Regions from separate parts of the Homo sapiens genome. Here region 2 is linked to region 1. Evidence: chromatin loops called from intact Hi-C (ENCODE). Cell type or tissue: natural killer cell. All regions are shown on one strand. Links, peaks and the distances in the headings refer to the core of each region. The heading gives the core; the rest is flanking DNA.

Region 1 (11,911 bases), core at 1,623-9,622:
AGGTTATGAAATGACGACAGAATAGAATGGGCATGTGAGGCTGGAAGGAGATATTTTCCTTGGTCTAAGAACCATTTGCCTTGTGTGGGAAGAGATTGATAGATGGAAGTTTCAGCGGGGGAGTAGGTGGGAGTGACTCGTGTGAAGGAGAAAAACTGGCCGTGAGGGACAGAAGTTGGAAAGCTAGCTGCTTGTCTAGCCACCTTATCAGCATAAGCGTTGCCTAGAGCAATGGGATCTGACGCCTTTTGATGGCCTTTGTAGTGAATGACTCTAGCTTTCTTTGGAAGTAAAGCGGCCATGAGCAGAGTTTTTATTAAAGAGGCATTAATGATGGAGGACCCTTGCGTGGTGAGGGAATCTCTTTCAGCCTATATAATAGCTTGGTGGTGCAGAATATAAAAGGCATATTTAGAGTCAGTATAAATATTGACGTGTAGTCCTTTTGCAAGAGTGAGGGCTTGAGTTAAGGCAACTAATTCGGCTTGCTGAGAGGTAGTGGAGTGGGGCAGAGTGGTAGCCTCAATGATAGATGTGGAAGATGCTGTAGCATAGCCTGCCTTCGCTGGTGAGTGGCGATCAGGTCTGGTGGAACTGCCATCAATAAACTAAATGTGATCAGGGTGAGGAACAGGAAAGAAGGAAATATGGGGAAATGGGGTGAATGTCAGGTGGATCAGAGAGATACAGTCATAAGGGTCAAGTGTGGTATCCAGAATAATGTGGGAGGCCGGATTGAAGTCCGTGCTGGGAAAAATGGTAATTGTGGGAGACTCAACAAAGAGTGAGTATAGCTGAAGGAGACGGGGAGCAGAAAGTATATGTGTCAGGTATGAGGAAGAAAATAGATTTTGGAAGTTATGAGAAATGTAGAGAGTGAGTTGAGCATAGTTTGTGATTTTTAGGGCCTCTAAAAGTATGAAAGCAGCGGCAGCTGCTGCATGCAGACATGAGGGCTAGGCTAAAACAGTAAGGTCAAGTTGTTTGGACAGAAGGGCTACAGGGTGCGGTCCCAGCTCTTGTGTAAGAATTCTGACCGCACTAACCATGCCTAGAAGGAAAGGAGTTGTTGTTTTGTAAGGGATTGAGGTTTGGGAGATTAGTTGGACACAATCAGCAGGGACAGCAGGTGTGTTTTTATGAGAATTATGCCAAGATAGGTAACAGATGAGGATGAAATTTGGGCTTGACTGAAGTAAAGGGGGCTGTCTGTGAAGCCTTGTGGCAGTACAGCCCAGGTAATTTGCTGAGCCTGATGGGTGACAGGGTCGGTCTAAGTGAAAGCCAAGGGAGGCTGGGATGAAGGGTGCAAAGGAATAGTAAAGAAAGCATGTTTGAGATCTAGAACAGAATAATGGGTTGTAGAAGGAGGTATTGAGGATAGGAGAGTATATGGGTTTGGCACCACGGGGTGGATAGGCAAAACAATTTGGTTGATAAGGCGCAGATCCTGAACTAACCTGTAAGTCTTGTCTGGTTTTAGGACAGGTAAAATGGGGGAATGGTAAGGAGAGTTTATAGGTTTTAGAAGCCCATGCTGTAGCAGGCGAGTGATAACAGGCTTTAATCCTTTTAAAGCATGTTGTGGGATGGGATATTGGCGTTGAGCGGGGTAAGGGTGATTAGGTTTTAATGGGATGGTAATGGGCATGTGATTGGTTGCCAGGGAAGGAGTAGAGATGTCTCATACTTGTGGGTTAAGTGGGGAGATAAAAGGGGAGGATGTGAAGGAGGCTTTGAACTGGGAGAAAAGGTGGCAATGAGGTGTGGCTGTAGCCCAGGAATAGTCAGGGTAGCAGATAATTTAGTTAAAGTGTCTCAGCCTAATAAGGGAACTGGGCAGGTGGGGATAACTAAAAGGAGTGCTTAAAAGAGTATTGTGTAAGTTGGCACCAGAGTTGGGGAGTTTTAAGAGGTTTAGAAGCCTGGCCGTCAATACCCACAACAGTTATGGAGGCAAGGGAAACAGGCCCTTGAAAAGAAGGTAATGTGGAGTGGGTAGCCTCTATATTGATTAAGAAGGGGACGGACTTACCTTCCACTATGAAAGTTACCTAAAGCTTGGCATCCATGATGGTCTAGGGGTCTTCCGAGGTGATCAGGCAGTGTCAGTCTTCAGCCACTAAGCCGAGAAGATCTGGGAAGGAGTCAGTCAGAGAGCCTTGGGCCAGAGTTCCAGGGGCTCTGGGAGTGGCTGCCAGGTGAGTTGAACAGTCCGATCTTCAGTGGGGTCCCGCACAGATGGGACATGGCTTAGGAGGAATCCTGGGCTGCAGGCATTCCTTGACCCGGTGGCCAGATTTCCAGCACTTGTAGCAAGCTCCTGTGGGAGGAGGTTCTGGAGGAACGCCTGGCTGCTACAGTTCCGGCATTTGGAAGTTCTTGTGTGCTGGAGATGTGGATGGGGTTTGTCTCATAGCGGAGGCAAGGAATTGCAACTTTTTTCTATTATTGTACACCTTGAAGGCGAGGTTAATTAAGTCCTGTTGTGGGGTTTGAGGGCTGGAATTTAATTTTTGGAGTTTTATTTAATGTTGGGAGCAGATTGGGTAATAAAATGTATATTGAGAATAAGACGGCTTTTTGACCTTTTAGGGTCTAGGGCTGTACAGCATGTCAGTGTTGCTGCCAAACGAGCCATGAACTGGGCTGGGTTTTTATATTTGATTAAAAAGAGCCTAAATGCTCTCCGATTTGGGATAAGGAAAAAGGAGCATTAACCTTGACTATGCCTTTAGCTGCAGCCACCTTTTTAAGAGGAAATTGCTGGGCAGGTGAGGGAGGGCTACTCATGGAATGAAACTGTAAGCCGGACCAGGTGTGAGGAGGGGAGGTGATAAAAGGATTATAGGGTGGAGGAGCAGAGGCTGAGGAAGAATTGGGACCTAGCTTGGCCTGGCGAGGAGGGGAGAGGTCAGATGGGTCTGTAGAAAAGGAAGATTAGAAAGACTCAGTGACGCTTGGGGTTGTGACTGAGGGGACAGGCGAGAGGGAAAGAAGGAAGATTAGGGATGAGTTGCACTGGGAACAGAGACTAGGGAGGGACTGATGTGTAAAAGAATGCCTGGATGTCAGGCACCTTAGACCGTTTGCCCATTTTACGACAAGAATTATTTAGATCTTGTAGGATGGAAAAATTGAAAGTGCTGCTTTCTGGCTATTTGGAACCACTGTGGAGTTTGTATTGGGGTCAAGCAGCATTGCAGAAGAAAATAAGGCATTTAGGTTTTAGGTCAGGTGTGAGTTGAAGAGGTTTTAGGTTTTTAAGAACACAGGCTAAGGGAGAAGAAGGGAGAATGGAGGGAGAATGGAGGGCAGAAGCTTACCCGTAGTGAAGGAGGCAAGCCCAGAGAAAAGAGAGAGTAGAGACATGGAGAGAAGGGCTTGGGGGTTCTTGCCCCCCAGAAAAGTGGTGAAGGGGTTGGGGTGTGGAAATAAGGGGTTGGTGCACAGAGATAAGAGGTCAGGACATGGAAATAAGGGATCGGGGCACAGAGATAAGAGGTTGGGGCATGGAAATAAGGGATCAGGGTGCAGAGATAAGAGGTTGGGGTGTGGAAATAAGGGATCGGGGTGCAGAGATAAGGGGTTGGGGCATGGAAATAAGGGATTGGGGCACAGAGATAAGGGATCAGGGCATGGAAATAAGGGATCGGGGCACAGAGATAAGGGGTCAGGGTGCGGAAATAAGGGATCAGTGGGTTCTTGTCCCCCAGAAAAGCAGAGAAGGGGTAGAGACAGGGAGAGAAGGGGTCAGGGTTCTTGTCCCTCCCCCAGAAAAGCAGGACTTGCCGCTAGCTAAGAGTGAAGGACCAAGGCAGGCATCCCTACGTGGTCAGACACCTCTGAAACATGGGTGAATAATCAGAGAGGCATCCCTGCAATGATTAAACACCAAGGGAAGGCTGCCTTCCCGAGTCCATGACTGGCGCCGAAGTTTTGGGTCCACGGATAAAACGTGTCTCCTTTGTCTCTACCAGAAAATAAAAGGAATTGAAATTAAGAGAAGGGAGAGATTGAAGGGTAGTGCCAAGATTGAAAGGAGAAAGTGGTTGAGGGATAGTGAGAGAGGTTGGAGAAGAGAGTAAAGAGAGGCTGCTTACCCGATTTAAAATTGTTGAGATGTTCCTTGGGCTGGTGGGTCTGAGTACCTGAGGTCCTAAGTGGATCTTTCTCACGGAGCAAAGAGCAGGAGGACAGGGGATTGATCTCCCAAGGGAGGACCCCCAATCCAAGTCACGGCACCAAATTTCATGCGTGTCTGTGTGAAGAGACAAAGCAGGCTTTGTGTGAGCAACAAGGCTGTTTATTTCACCTGGGTGCAGGTGGGCTGAGTCCAAAAAGAGAGTCAATGAAGGGAGATAAGGGTGGGGCCGTTTTATAGGATTTGGGTAAACGAAAATTACAGTCAAAGGGGATTTGTTCTCTGGCAGGCAAGAGTGGGGATCGCAAGGTGCTCAGTAGCAGAGTTTTTGAGCCAGGATGAGCCAGGAGAAGGAATTTCACAAGACAATGTCATCAGTTAAGGCAGGAACAGACCATTTTCACTTCTTTTGTGATTCTTCAGTTACTTCAGGCCATCTGGGCATATAGGTGCAAGTCACTGGGGATGCGATGGCTTGGCTTGGGCTCAGAGGCCTAACACTAACAGCTCTAGGATTTTCAGAATGATAAATGAACGTTGGTTTTGACATAAAGTCACAAGCTGCATTAGCCCCTAACAAGAGAGTCAGCCTGTCCTTTGAAGTTTGAAAGCCAGGCACTGACTTCTCTTTAGCTAGGAAAGTCCTAGATGGCATCTTCTTCCAATGTAACTGTTTTGTCCACATTGAAAATCTGTTGTTTAGCCACTTTCATTCTTTGTCTTAGCTAGGTCTTGTGGACAACTTACTGCAGCTTCTCCATCAGCACTTGCTGTTTTACTTTGTACTTTTATATTATGGAGACAACTTCTTTCCTTAAACCTCATGAACCAACTTTTGCTAGCTTCCAACTCTTCTTCTGCGGTATTCTCCTCTTTCAGCCTTCATAGAATTGAAGAGAGATAGGGTCTTGCTCTGCATGAGGCTTTGGCTTAAGGGAATGTTCTAGCTGCTTTGATCTTCTATCCAGACCACTCGAACTTTTTCTCTATCAGCAATAAGACTGCTTCACTTTCGTATCATTCACCTGTTTACTGGGGTAGCACTTTTAGTTTCTTTCAAGAACTTTTCCTTTGCATTCACAACTTGGCTGTTTGGCACAAGAGGCCTGGCTTTCAGCCTTTTGACATACCTACCTCACTAAGCTTATTTCTAGCCTTTAACTTGAAGTGAGGGTCACTGCTGGGTGTGGTGATTCATGCCTGTAATCCCGGCATTTTGGAAGGCTGAGGCAGGAGAATCATTTGAGACAAGAAGTTTGAGATCAGCCTGGGCAACAAAGTGAAACCCCATGTCTACAAAAAGTTTAAAAATTAGCCAAGGGTGATAGTGCAAGCCTGTAGTCCTGGCTACTTAGGAGCCTGAGGTAGGAGGATTGCTTGAACTCAGGATTTCGAGGTTACAGTGAGCCATGACTGTACCACTGCACTCCAGTCTGGGCAATAGAGCAAGACTCTGGCTCTATAAAAATAAATTTAAAAATAAAGTAAAAGGCATGTGACTCTTCCTTTCAGCTGAACACTTAGAGGCCATTGCTATTAATTGGTCTAACTTTAATACTGTTGTGTCTCAGAGAACAGGGAGGCCCAAGGAGAGCGAGAGAAGCAGGGAAAAGGCTGGTTGGTAGAGCAGTCAGAACACACACATTTATTGATTAAGTTCACTATCTTATAAGGGCACAGTTCATGGCACCCCTAAACAATTCCAGTAGTAACATTAGAGATCACTGATCACAGATCACCATAACAGATGTAATAATAATTTAGAAATATTGCAAGAATTACACAGAGGCATGGAGTGAGCACATGCTGTTGGAAAACTAGTGCCAATAGACTTGCTTGACACAGGGTTGCCACAAACCTTCAGTTTGTAAAAAACGCAATATCTATGAAGATCAATAAAGCAAAGATCACTAAAATGAGATATGTGTGTAGTCATTTTAAATGTACTTACCATTTTTCCTCCTCTTATCTTTTTGGCTATGTTAATTTAAAAAAAACAAAATACATATAGATCTGAAGTTCATTTGAAATCTCCTTGAAATAACTGCTTTAGTTTTTTATTAATTTGTTTCTTCATGGATATCTCTTCTTCTCTGGATAGTAAGTAGCTTTCCTGTAGTAACCATTAAAGTATAAAAAAAATGAGTAGTAGGGACCAGGACCTGGGTCCAAATCTTAGATTGTAGATCTCACAATTTGTATTTTTATTTTGTTTCCTTTTCCCTTTTTGACACAGAGCCACCTGCTGGCAAGAGGAGGTTAACTTTGAATATATTGTAGCATGCAATTGGGTTCAGGTGCACAGGAAAAGTAGCATTGATGAGGCTGCACCTCAAAATGGCTTATAGATTTTGACTGTTAATGATACTAAAAATGTTAAAATGTACCATGTAGTTGGAGAAGGATTTTTTTTAAGCTGAGCTTTCTCAAAGATCAAATTAAAATGTTGATGAGAAAACCTCATTAAAAGCAAAGAAGTTGAAGAGACAGTGGAGAGGAGGGAGAATCCATTATCTAAGGTTCTTTAAAGGCAAGAATAGGAGAATTCCTGGGCAAAGGTGGAAAACAGGTGAAGACAAGAGAAGGGGATTCTCCACCGATGCACCAGACAAGAATGGGAAGAGATAAGCGGAAGATGGTGAGGTAGTGGGAAGTTGATTTTGATTTTATCTGGGCTAAAAGGGAAAATGGGATAAGAGTCTAAGGCATAAAGTAGAGCACAGAAAATGTAAAACAGTCCAGCAAGTAAGAAAGCAACTTGCTTAGGGAAACACACTAGGATTTTAGGGCCATGTTGAAAGTCCAGTTGAAGTTGACGATAGCAAATTTCCAGTATTATTGAATGGATATGCCCTACTTTGTGATTTTTCTCCAAAATTGGTCTGTTATCCAGGTTAAGATATACAAAAATGAAAGAGTGGAGGTCACACTGCATTAGTTTTTGCTAAACAGGAGAGATAAGACAGTTTATGGCACTGACAAAATTGTTCTTAGAATTATGGGCCATGAACTATAAACTGAATAGGAAGATAATTAAACATAGGGAGAGGATATAGAAATGGGGACTGGACCTTCACTGAAGGATCATCAAGGTAGGAGTAGTTAAAGAATCAATCCAGAAAAATGAGACATTATGGTAAGAGTGCTCAATGTCTAAGCCATTTATTTGGAATATTGATAATTTTGTTCTTTTTCATTAAAAGATCCAGAATTTCATTAAAAGATCCAGACCAGGGGAAGAGATAACTGAGTGTAGAAAAGGCCGTAAAAGATGAGTTTGGTAAGAAAATGAGAAATCAGAGCATCGAAAAGATACTATGGGTATTGAAACCACCCACAATGATGGCAGGAATTAGAGCAGGGGAAAGACTCTGAATCAAGTGCAAAGTTTTTGATGATCAAAGGAAAGTAATCAAATGATAGCAATGACAAAGAAAATTAGCAGGTTATAGAGGTAAAATGGTATAAGCCTTAAGAAATAGGATTCCTTTTCACAAGAGATTGGGTGGGTCATGTTCTGAAAGATGAAATGAGGAGCAGAAAGTTTTCTAATCTTGCATCTAGATAGCAAAGTCTCTGACGTTTGAAAGAATCACATCCACCACTCCACTGGGCTGCTGGAGAGCACCAGCCCTGCAGTAAGGCAAGTGAAGGGGCTCCTTGGAGACCGGAGTTTGTGCTGATGATGAAGGAGCAGTTCCAGGGCTCTACAGCTGGGGAGGTGGGAAGTGGAGATAGAATGGAGGACAAATAATTTAGCTTCAATAATATACTTAGTTTATTAGTCTTAGTCGAATAGTCTTCCTCTTTCCTAAAGGATCTATTCAAATTGAAGAACTAAGTTGAGGTTACTTGTATTAAATACTCAGTTACTGATGCCAGGTGTGACAGCTCACGCCTGTAATCCCAGCACTTTGGGAGGCCAAGGTGGGCAGGTCACTTGAGGTCAGGAGTTCAAGATCAGCCCGGTCAAAATGGCACCCCATCTCTACTAAAATTACAAAAATAGGGCGAGGTGCGGTGGCTCATGCCTGTAATCCCAGCACTCTGGGAGGCCGAGGCAGGCGGATCATGAGGTCAGGAGATCGAGACCATCCTGGCTAACACGATGAAACCCCATCTTTACTAAAAATATAAAAAAATTAGCCGGGCATGGTGGCGGGCGCCTGTAGTCCTAGCTACTCGGGAGGCTGAGGCAGGAGAATGGCGTGAACCCGGAAAGCAGAGCTTGCAGTGAGCCAAGATCACGCCACTGCACTCCAGCCTGGGTGACACAGCGAGACTCCATCTCGAAAAAAAATAAAATAATAAAAAATAATAACACAAAAATAAGCCAGGTGTAGTGGCAGGTACCTGTAATCCCAGCTACTCAGGAGGCTGAGGCAGGAGAATCACTTGAACCCGGGAGGCAGAGGTTGCAGTGAGCCGAGATCGCACCACTGAGCTCCAGCCTGGGCAACAGAACAAAACCCTGTCTCAAATAAATAAATAAATATTTAGTTACTGAAATAATAATGTTGATTGGTAAAATAAGAATGTATTCTCTCTAAAAACTAGTTAGTTTGTACTAAAAAATGGGCATAATTATTATCTCAAAGATTAGTAATGATGCAATGGAATTTATATATGTGTATACATGTGTTGCATATATACATAATGTGTGTATGTATACACATACAATATCATTAAAAATAACTGTTTCAAAAATAAGTACATACAATAAAATATAAAATAAATAGAAAAATAAAATCAGGGCAAGACAAATAGGATAGTAAGACGAAGGCAAGTGTGAAGTGGATATACTGGAAATCATAAGTTCTTACACAAATGCTGGAATTAAACCACAAATTTTTTGATTGCCTGGAAGGAAATATGATGAATTTAATATTCAGTATCCATTGAAATTAAAATATTCTGGTTGCTTAGCAGAAGTACAACTTTTCTTAGCACTGATAATAAAAATGTCTCTCATGGGCCCTCATTAAATGAGATTCTCGTGTAGTTAAGATGTTCAAAATATCCTGACAATAAAATGCCATAACACAAAAACTTAACCTATATTTTGTGACCATTATATGAGAATTTATGAATACAAGTCACGTTTCTGTCACTAGATAAAAGCAATACCTTGTTTTTGAGGTTCAAGCCTTTAGACTGGCTCTTCCCAGTTGCAGGCAAGTGGATTTTAGTTTTTCAATCAAAATAATTATTTAGCTTTGAGAAAGAAAGAAAAAAAACAAATAAAATAATGGTGGGGGGGATGAGGGAGAGTGAAATCAATACAATAAGTTGAAAAGTTTCTTATAAAATTTGAATCTTTAAAAATGTGTTGCAATTTAAAACTAGGAAGTGTCATCTCCAGATTGATCTATAGTTCCAACATTTTCAGTCAAAATCTCAACAGGCTGTTTTGGAGAAATGTACAAGGTGATTCTAAAATCTATATGAAAAAGCAAAATATCTAGAAAATCCAAGACAATTTTGAAAGTGAAGAAAGCGGTCAATTGATTTTTGATAAAGATGCCAAGGATTTCGATAGGAAAATAACTCTTTTCGGGTAGAATCAATATTGTAAGAGTGACCATACTGCCAAAAGCAATCTACAAATCTGATGCAATTCCCATCAAAAAAGCACCATCATTCTTCACAGAAGTAGAAAAAAACAATTCTAAAATTCATATGGAACCAAAAAAGAGACCGCATAGCCAAAGCAAGACTAAGCAAAAAGAACAAGTCTGGAGGCATCACACTACCTGATTTCAAACTATTCGAAGTGAAGAAACTCAGGAATGGAAAACTAAACACCATATGTTCTTATTGATGTGTGGGAGCTAAGCTACGAGGATGCAAAGGTATAAGAATGATACAGTGGACTTTGGGGACTTGTGGGGAAGGATGGGAGTGGGGCAAGGGATAAGAGACTACAAATAGGGTGGAGTGTATACTGCTGGGGTGATGGGTGCACCAAAATCTCACAAATCACCACTAAAGAATTTACTCATGTAACCAAATACCGCCTGTACCCCAATAACCTATGGAAAAATACAAACATAAAGTAAAAATAAACTTTATTCTTAAACTTAGGTTTTTAAAAATTCCCTTAAGATGTCTAAATATCCAAATATTATCTATATTTTAACTAAGATTTAGTCAGGAAAATATATTAAATGGTGATTGTATTTTGAAAAACAATTGATAAATAAAATAATCATTTTTCCAAAATAGTATTTGGATTCATGCTTTGAACAAAGTTTTCTGTATTAAAATAGTAAAGATTTTGGACTTACAATAGTATTTAGCATCATTTAAAATCTACAATTTTTCATTTCTGATTTTGGTTTCAGTTGGAGAGAAGGAACTATAAAAACAGCTATTGAAGTTTAGTTTTTCCATATTACTTGGAAAACACGAGGCATATAATTAAAACTTTGGATATATTATAGTCTATTTTCAGAATCTTTCAGATATTTTTATTAGTTGCATAGCTCAATGATTTGTCATACTATATATATGTATATTTACATACATAAACATAGAAACATGCACACTTATATATGTAATAGTGTTTCAACAAAATGGCATTCACATTTTTCTGTTTCACAATAACTTTCAAAGTAGCTGGATGACTGATGAAATTTAGTTTACTCCTATAGAACATAAAAATATAAAGCTTAATTTGTGTTTCTCTGCCATGTGAAGTAAAATCACTCATAAAATTATTCAAGCCACAATGTTTTCTATGACAAAAGATGGAGCTGACATCTTGCTGTAATCTTACCTAGCATACCCAATATTACATGTAATATTTTGGAAGGAAGGCACAGAAATAAAGTTTCCTCATGTTTGAGGCATCATGTTCTTTGATGAAGAGCCTCTTGTTCCTCAAAGTTAAGCATTATTAGAAGATACTCTATCCTGGTTTGAACCCTTGCTCTTTGTTCTGCAGCTCTGGTAACTTGTCCCAGTCATCTAGCGTGGTATTGGCAAATGAACACAATTACTCATGGCTTTTGCAGAGAATTGTTCATGTCTAATCAGTCATATTCTTGGAATCAGAGAAGATGCAGGTGTTTTCTGGGAATTATGCCTTTAAGTAGATTTATTTTTTTCAAGAAACTGAATTATATTTCTCTTTTGGAAGCTTGCTCACAAAATAAAAATCATGAGTCTTCTTTTTATTTTCAAAACAAAGGTTTACATTTCCATGAGTTAGTATTGATTTAAAACATTTTATCTAAATGGAAGTAATAGAATATTTTTCTAACTCATATCTGTACATATCTCATCAAAGTCAACAGCTTGGTTTCTTCTTCAAAATTTAAACCTTTTGTAGAAAGCCTATTCCAAGAGAAAAAGCAGGAGAAATTTTGGAACAATATAACAAAATTACAAAAAGATAATACAGACTCCACTTGGTGAGTTCTAGGTAGAATAAAATGAACATGATATAAGAAAGTAGAAAGATTAGGCTGGGCGTGGCGTCTCACACCTGTAATCCCAGCACTTCCGGATGCTCAGGCGGGTGGATCACTTGAAGTCAGGACTTCGAGACCAGCCTGGCCAACACGGTGAAACCCCATCTCTACTAAAAACACAAAAATTAGCCGATCATGGTGGCACACACTTGTAATCCCCAGGTACTAGGGAGGCTGAGGCAGAGAATTGCTTGAACCTGGGAGGCAGAGGTTGCAGTGAACGCCAAGATCAAAATCGAGCCACTGCATTCCAACCTGGGTGACAAAGCGAGACTCTGTCTCAACAACAACA
Region 2 (8,000 bases), core at 1-8,000, 600 kb before region 1:
ATTTACTAATTACTGGCTTAGCTATAGAAAGGAAAAGAAGACTCTGACATCATAACAGAGATTCAAGGTAGGATGTCTGGACGAATAGACTCAGGGAAAATATTTTGTATGTGGAGTGAAAAATGGTATTTGACTTTGGAAACATCATAATTGAGATGAAGGTAAAATATCCAGGTGGACATACTAAGCAAGACATTGACAATGTAACGCCTAAGGCTGGGCGCGGTGGCTCACGTCTGTAATCCCAGCACTTTAGGAGGCCGAGGCGGGTGGATCACCTGAGGTCAGGAGTTCAAGACCAGCCTGCTCAACATGGCGAAACCCCGTCTCTACTAAAAATACAAAATATTAGCCAGGCATGGTGGCAGGCACCTGTAATCCCAGCTACTCGGGAGGCTGAGACAGGAGAATAGCTTGAACCCGGGAGGCGGAGGTTGCAGTGAGCCGAGATCACACCATTGCACTCCAGCCAGGGTGACAGAGCGAGACTCCGCTCAAAAAAAAAAGAAAAGAAAACGTAAAGCCTAGGTTTTGGCAAAACATTGAGAATTGGAGTCTCAGGATAAGCAGATAATAAGAGTTTCAGTTCTCAACACATACATACAAAAAAGATAAGTATGAATATCTTAATTAGCTTAATCTAATAATTTCACAATGTGAGTATATATATACACACACATATGTACATATATATATATAAACATGACATTGTATACCATATGCATATGTGTAATGCAATTTTTGTAAATTACACCTTAACAAAACTGGAAGAAAAAAGATAACAAAAATCTCAGGTTAACAAGATGGGAAGTTATTCAATGGGCAATATAATGTTGAGTAACCAAATTATATGATCTAAAGGACGTTCAAGGGTAATTAATCTAAGGGTCTCCTATGCGGTAGAATAACTATCACAACTTAACCTGTCAAAAAATATTTCCATAAGGAATATCTTTATTGCAGCACTTCATCAATATCACTGCACCTACATGAAGTGTACCACATACACAGCAGAAAACCAACTTTTGTTTTCTGTTGGTTCTTCTGTTGAAAAATGATCACATTTAAGCCCTCTTGTGGTGGCTCTGCATAGAAACAGTCCTACCTCTTGAGGAGTCCTGAAGCAAACTACTCCTTGACAACACAATGGAACAACAAATCATTTTTTTATTATCCTGTATCTGTGTCTTTAAGGAACAGAGAAATAATCTCTTTTCTCCTCACAATCTCTCTTTTCTTCATATCCATCCCAGCTGCAAAGTGATAGCTAAAACACATGAATAATAGTAATACTGGTGAAAATCAGAGTCAACAAATACAAAAGCTTAGATAAATGACCTAAACACAGTGATATTATGTGTTTTATAATTCACATTTTCATCAGATAGCCATATAAATTATTTTAATTGCTATATTAAACATTTGAATTGCACCTAAATTAGCAATTGTGAAATTTAAAAGGAATAGAAATAAGTAGAACTGTTATAAATGTCATATCTTGTCTAAAAATACTTAGAAATATTGAAGACAATGTCTGAGCTCCACATCAGTTACTAATTAGGTGTTTTTGTTTAAGTAAAGCAATTGTTAATGTCCCAGTGACAACTTCAATTCATAGAATACTTGTTATTACCTAATATGCCAAATGGTAACTTAGCCAGTGACTCCAGCATAATCTTGGTCAAAATCAATTTTCCAATCCAGCATACAGCACAAAAAAGTACATTCTTCTAATATTTTTGGTGCCACACTTTTCCTTTTTATTCCCCATAAAGCATTTGACCCAACTTACAGTAAAACTTCCAAATGGCCTCATATTTTTCTATTCTCATCAGAATAATATGGGACATATCAAACATTTTTCAATTTTGAAAGAAAATTCAAGATCAGTTTATGAGTAGTTTCGGAGGCTAGTTGTTACATAAGATTTAAATATTCACATACTCCCTAAAATTGATAGAGTATAAATTTAAGAAATATATGAACCTCTAGAGCAGGAGTCCCCAATCCCCGGGCCATGGGCCAGTACCAATCCATGGCCTGTTAGGAACTGGGCTGCACAGCAAGAAGTGAATGGGGGTAAGTGAGCACTGCCTGAGCTCCGCCTTTTGTCAGATCAGCATTAGATTCTCATAGGAGTGTGACCCTATTGTGAACTGCACATGTGAGGGATCTAGGTTGGGCACTCCTTAGGAGAATCTCATGTCTGATGATCTGAGGTGGAACAGTTTCATCCCAAAACCATCCCCCTCCCCCCACTTCACCTCCTCCCACCCCATCTGTCACCCCCACCCCACCCCTACCCCGTGCCCATCCGTGGAGGAAAAATTGTCTTCCACAAAACCTGTCCCTGGTGCCAAAAAGCCTGGGGACCACTGCCCTAGAGAGAATTTCAGAAAATTCCAAGCATTCTAACAGATGCAATAAAAAAACTGAAGAGTTTCTCTGTACATAGCCAAAATATAAACATTTTTCTTAATAACTTTTTAGGACACGTTACAATAAAATGAGCATGACTAATTCAATATATCTACAATGATTACTTAGAATCTAAAATAGAAAATAGCGTAAAATAAAAGCAGTCTTGGACTTACAAAAAGTTCATTTCCAGAAGTTCACTTCCAAGTCATTTATTTTAAACACATAATGCATTATTCCAAAGGAAGGGAAAAGGTATACCTAATGGTTGCTTCTTTAGGTTAGCCCTCAAAAAATGTTATTTAACTATAATTTTTTTTTTTTTGTGAGACAGAGTCTTGCTCTGTCGCCAGGCTGCAGTGCAGTGGCATGATCTTAACTATAAAATTATTGAAATATTTAAAATAACATTTTTAAAAACTAATCTTTTGACAAACATGTTCATGTAAAAAGAGAAAACATAATAATATGAAAGAACATACAATGTTAAATGTTTTTAGAAGATCCTGAGAGAACAAAGTTAGTGGCAGCCCAAAGAAATTAGAGTCTAAAAGCCAGGGTTCACATCTGCCATTTGTCAGCTGTGCTACCCTAGGCAAGTTACTGAACGTCTCTGTGTTTCATTTTCCTCTCCCACAAAACAGAAGTAATAATAGAACGTTTCTCATCATATCTGAAAGGATTTAATGCTTTAATAGACGTAAAACACTTAGCACAGTTCTTTGTTCACAGTAGGCTCAAAATAGTGTTCTACCGTTATTATTCTGTACAAATTTCTGTTTAATATAATGCAAGTGGTAATTAAAGATTGATGCTGCAAGAGTGTAAAATACAATAAAAGCTAACATTTTACCTTCCAATCCAGTTCTAAAAGATCTTTCTTAGAGAGATGTACAAATGAAAACATATGTGTTAGTCACCCTGTTATTTAGCAATTTTGTGCAATCTTGTAAACCTGCAATATAAAATAAAAAAAAACCTTTAAGACATTCAGATTTTGGAAGTATACATTGTATTCCACTGCATTTAAAAGCAGACTTTTAAATATGCACCACCTCGTGTCAGGGCCAAAATTGTTCTGATTATGTATTGGAATATGTTTTGATCTTAAATATGTCTAGAACTTTAAGAACTTAAGGAAACTTCAGCAACATTATAAAAAGGTCATATCCAAGGCAAGTTGAAAATTAGTAAGGCAGGTCTATTTAGAGAAGCTCTACCAAACCACCACTAAAATTACAAACTCTTCAGACTAAAAACGGTCTTTATATTTGTTGTCCAAAAAAAAAGGAAAGACTAACTTTAAGGAGATTTTCATTTTTAAAGGTTTTATCCACTAAAAATGTGTTTGTTTTTCAAATTAAAATAGAAACAGAAAAAGAAATAGAGGCAGTTCCTTGCACCCTGAATGTTAGCCAAAGTGGTGACAATTACAGAGTCACACTGAGAGTCCCCTTCTTGTTTCTCCAAATGCTCACCAGGAAAGAAAACACGGGCCTCCTCCTCTAGTACAGACTGACTCCCTGCTGTCTTTTGTAGAGCCAGATGGTGGCGCTGTGGTATCATTTGTTGAGAGTTTAGCTTTAAATTCTGTTTTCTGTGAGCAAACAGCATTGTGTGAAAAGTCTCAGCCCTCTTTTGAAAAATAAAGTATTTTAAATAGACTTTATTCTTCCCTTTAACGATGAATAAGCCCATCATTTAAGCCCTTTAGGTTGTTTTAATGTTTACTATTTGTAAAAGAATGTATCTGAAACTTGTAAATATAGATGATTTACAGTGTACTTTCAAAAGGGTTGAGTGTAGATGGTGGTATTTTGTGTCTGTTGTTTTCTTAGTTCATAAAAATAAAAATGAAAAGAAATGGAAATATTTTGTCCATATTATTTTCATATATTCATAATTTCTAAATAAAGTCTTATGACACCTCCAAGCCCCAACCTGCTGCCCAAATCATCAGAAAACAAAGACTTTTGTCAGCAAAAGTTAACTCAATTCTAATCCCACTTCCCTCTCTAACCCTTTCACCAATTTTGGTGAGAATGCCTGTTCCTACTGAAAGTGGTGCTATGAGGCTAGTTTGGCAACATACACATCTGTACCTTTAATTCTCCCCCACACCTAGCCCTCTCTTATGTGCTCTGTTCATCTCACTAAGCCACTTTCTTCTTGGAAGGCTGGGTTTTACCTGACCTACACCCGCAAAATGAAAACTGAAAACTGAGTTAGGCCAATGCAAAATTATGAATTGACCATTTTCTTCCTCACCTACATTAGGCCAATTTTGCATTGGCCTAACTCAGTTTTGCTTCTCCTTCACCTTTGGCTGACCCAGAACAAAAATCATGCTGGGAACCCTACCACACCCCTTTCACCCCACTTTTAATTCTGAATAAAGTGAATGTCAGGATAACACAAATCAATGCAACTATTGGAACATCAGGTCCAAATAGACATATGGCAGGTGAAAAATGAAGTCCAAGAAAGAGAACACATCAGAAAGAGGCCATGTGCAATTTTAGAGTCTATACAACAAGGGCATTTGTGATCCATGGTGAAACCTCAGTCTCACCCGGGTTGTTCTGATTGATGATGGAGGGGAGGAGAGGACGATTCATGGTGGTTTGTGAGTGCCAGCTGGAGGTCCCACCTATTCCTTTACCCACTGCCACATCCACTGCTCCAGGTAGGACGTCAGGTTCCACAGATTTTTCCCACCTCTTCTAGTTAAACTGTGAAACAATGTACATGCAGTTTAGCCATAGTCCTTTATAAGTATCTTTTTAACCTATTTTTCAATGGAAACTGTATTGTTTTCTAAATAAAACCTTATGCTCGATCCCACTATGCCAAACAAATTAAAGCAGTATTTGAAATATAAATGTATAACTTAAAATTCATAAAATTTACTTATTAAAAGGCAAGAAATTAGAAAAATGGATGACTGTTTCAGACCAAGGACTAAGCATTCAGTTTATTTTTGGTGTTTCGATGGATCCACATACAAAAGCTGTGTAAGAAAATGTCTATACTACAGAATTTAAAAGAAGCCACACCTAGCAGGCTTTGAAGATGCCCTCCTTCCCTAAGAGATTAAAGAAAAACATCACACTCAGAGTAATTAGATTCTGATAATGAACGTAGAAACATTGATCTATAGCACACTTTAAAGACCATTGTTCTAGAACAATGCCCTGACTTTTGTGCCTAAATCTGTTTTGTTAGGCAACTTCCAATTCCTCCTATGTGTGGAATTGGTCTTAAACGACAGATCATATTTTCCAACTTGGTTCTATGGGAATTTCAACCATCATTGATGCTTGTCTGTAATTTAACATGCATTCTCTCTATATTTCTATTATCCTAGTTCTAATTGTCTTCTGAAATTGTAATATTGAGATACACTCAAAAACAAATGATTTGAGAAAACACCTTCTCAAATTCCATGATGCTACTTAGTACTTTTGTGAACAACACACATAAGTCAAGAAGAATTTTCCTGTGTACAATGAGGGGAAGCTAAGCCTCAAAGCTTCAGAAGCACCAAGGACGTATGCAAACAGAAAATATGATGAACGCTCTCTCTTCTTGGCATGTTTTTCTCATCCAGTTTTCACATCTTAGTGCTCCTCCAGAACCTTTAAAATCAAAAAGGAAAAATGAGATTAAAAAGGGTGAAATGCCAAGAATCTTCCCTCTTTTCAGGGGTCAGTTCTGGGTTATAATCCTAAACTAATGTGGAATTGTCTTAAAAAGATAAAGCCTTTCTTATTTCTCCCATCTGCAGAAAAAAAAAAAGAATATGATTTACCTGATTACTGACTTTCTTTAGGGAATCTGTGAATGAGATGTTAGAGTATAATTTGTTTCCATTGTGAGTGCTTCTTCAAACTATAAAATCAAACTCCTAACAATTCTATCAGGGTGTCCCTAATCTTGAGCATAAATGATAGGTTCCTTTTAGATGGCAGTGATACGTCTGTGGAGTTTTATTTCCAGGGAGACAGGGCAGGATTTGCTGCTATGCAGACTGAATAATGTTTGAAGCCAACATCATGTCACATTTTGTGTGCACTTTCCAAAGATTAATCCAAGCGTTACAAATGGGACACAGACTGCCATTGTCCCAGGGACACTTTAATAACCCACACCTACAATATTCAACCTGTTGTTTGCATAGGGACAACTTTGGGACACAAAAACCCACCAGAACGACTTAGGGAAAGGAGCCGTGGAGAGGCAGAGACCCAGGCGCCACGGCACCTCCACATCTCATCCTTCATGGCCAATGAGTCTGTTTGGAGTTTATTTATGCCCGAGGATGGGGGTCGTGCAGCTTGCTTTCTTCAAAGCGTCTCGGCGAGCCTTTCTCAAATCTGATGCCTGCTAACTCAGTTTCTCACTTCTGTTGCACTTTGGCAGGGTTTGCCAACTTGCAGATAATTTTTGTTTTGTTTTGCATAATGCAGCTTAAATTAAGGAACATTATTCCCCTCAGAAATAAACTGTGCTTAACCAGTTTCTTCTTCCATTTTTCTCCCCACTCCCCTTCTCTCCTCACAATTCCTTGCATCTGTTGTTCTACTAGGATATTCTTCATGAATGGAAGACTCAGGAGAAAGCTTCAGGATGAAAAGATTGTGAGAGGCAGATGAGAAGAGCTAATAATTTTTACATTCCCCAATGTATCATCTTTAAGTGCTCCCATGAAGTACTTATTACTGTAACCTTATTTACTTTAGAAAACAAACTGTAATGGTCTGGTAAATCAAAATTGATGACTAAGTTTCACATTGAGTTTAAAATATCAATAACCTACTTTTTCACATAAGAAGATATTTTAGCATAAAGACAAAAAACTAAGAGATACAATGAGCAGAATCATAGTTATGATATATTTAATCTCAGATATAATATTTTGAACAGTAGCACAAAAATAATTTCTTTTCATAATACATTATTACTATAGTATATAGTAGTGTGACTATAACAGGTAGAAAAAATTCAAAACCAACAGAAATCTTTAAAGGAAAATACTTTCGGAAATCACAATAAGGCAAAAAGACTTATAGAAGCATCATGAAGAAAAAGACTATGTAAGTGTGTATTATATATATGTTATATATTATTTTAAAAAGGAATCATATACCTTTACTTAATTTCCACCTTAATGACAGATTTCCATTAAGTGAAAAATTACAAGAGAAAGAATCAATAAACAGAAAGGCAGTAGTGTATATTTTGCTAAAGAACATGGTCCTTCAATTTAAACTTAAGCTTGGTACTTTTTAAAATAAGTATAAATAAATTTATTGAAATACAACATTTCAAATTTACCTTTATTGCTTGGTATAATTTTTTAGTTAAAATTATTGTATTTCTTTAATAGATTATTTTATTACCACTCTTGTAAACAGGTGAGCAAGTATAGGATTCTTCCTAACTTCTGTAAATGTTATTAATCCCAAATTACGGGATTAATCCCAACGTTATTTACACAGGAATATGTGTATAATGCTACAGGTCTTAAATGCAATTATATTATCAGCAGTGGTTCATGTGAAAACCAAAGGTAGATTGTT

The links. A loop is a pair of places that touch in the nucleus more often than their neighbours do. Peaks named below come from ENCODE experiments on the same cell type or tissue, not always from the same donor. Only the 100,000 strongest peaks of a DNase experiment are listed, where the experiment ranks them.
Region 2: it touches region 1 in a loop (7-fold over the local background); 23 of 110 quality-filtered maps call a loop at or near these places.

Annotation. Positions count from the first base shown.
Region 1 is chr4:94,384,617-94,396,527 of GRCh38, forward strand. No RefSeq gene overlaps it. Among named protein-coding and RNA genes, the nearest start is that of HPGDS, 48 kb to the left of the region's middle. RefSeq lists an enhancer at 1-484. In natural killer cell, for the core only: no CTCF peak of the experiment used is centred there; a DNase peak (open chromatin) is centred at 6,405.
Region 2 is chr4:93,787,821-93,795,820 of GRCh38, forward strand. It overlaps a transcript of GRID2 not described here. Among named protein-coding and RNA genes, the nearest start is that of ATOH1, 37 kb to the right of the region's middle. RefSeq lists a silencer at 3,890-3,949. In natural killer cell, for the core only: CTCF peaks have their summits at 3,903 and 4,108; no DNase peak of the experiment used is centred there.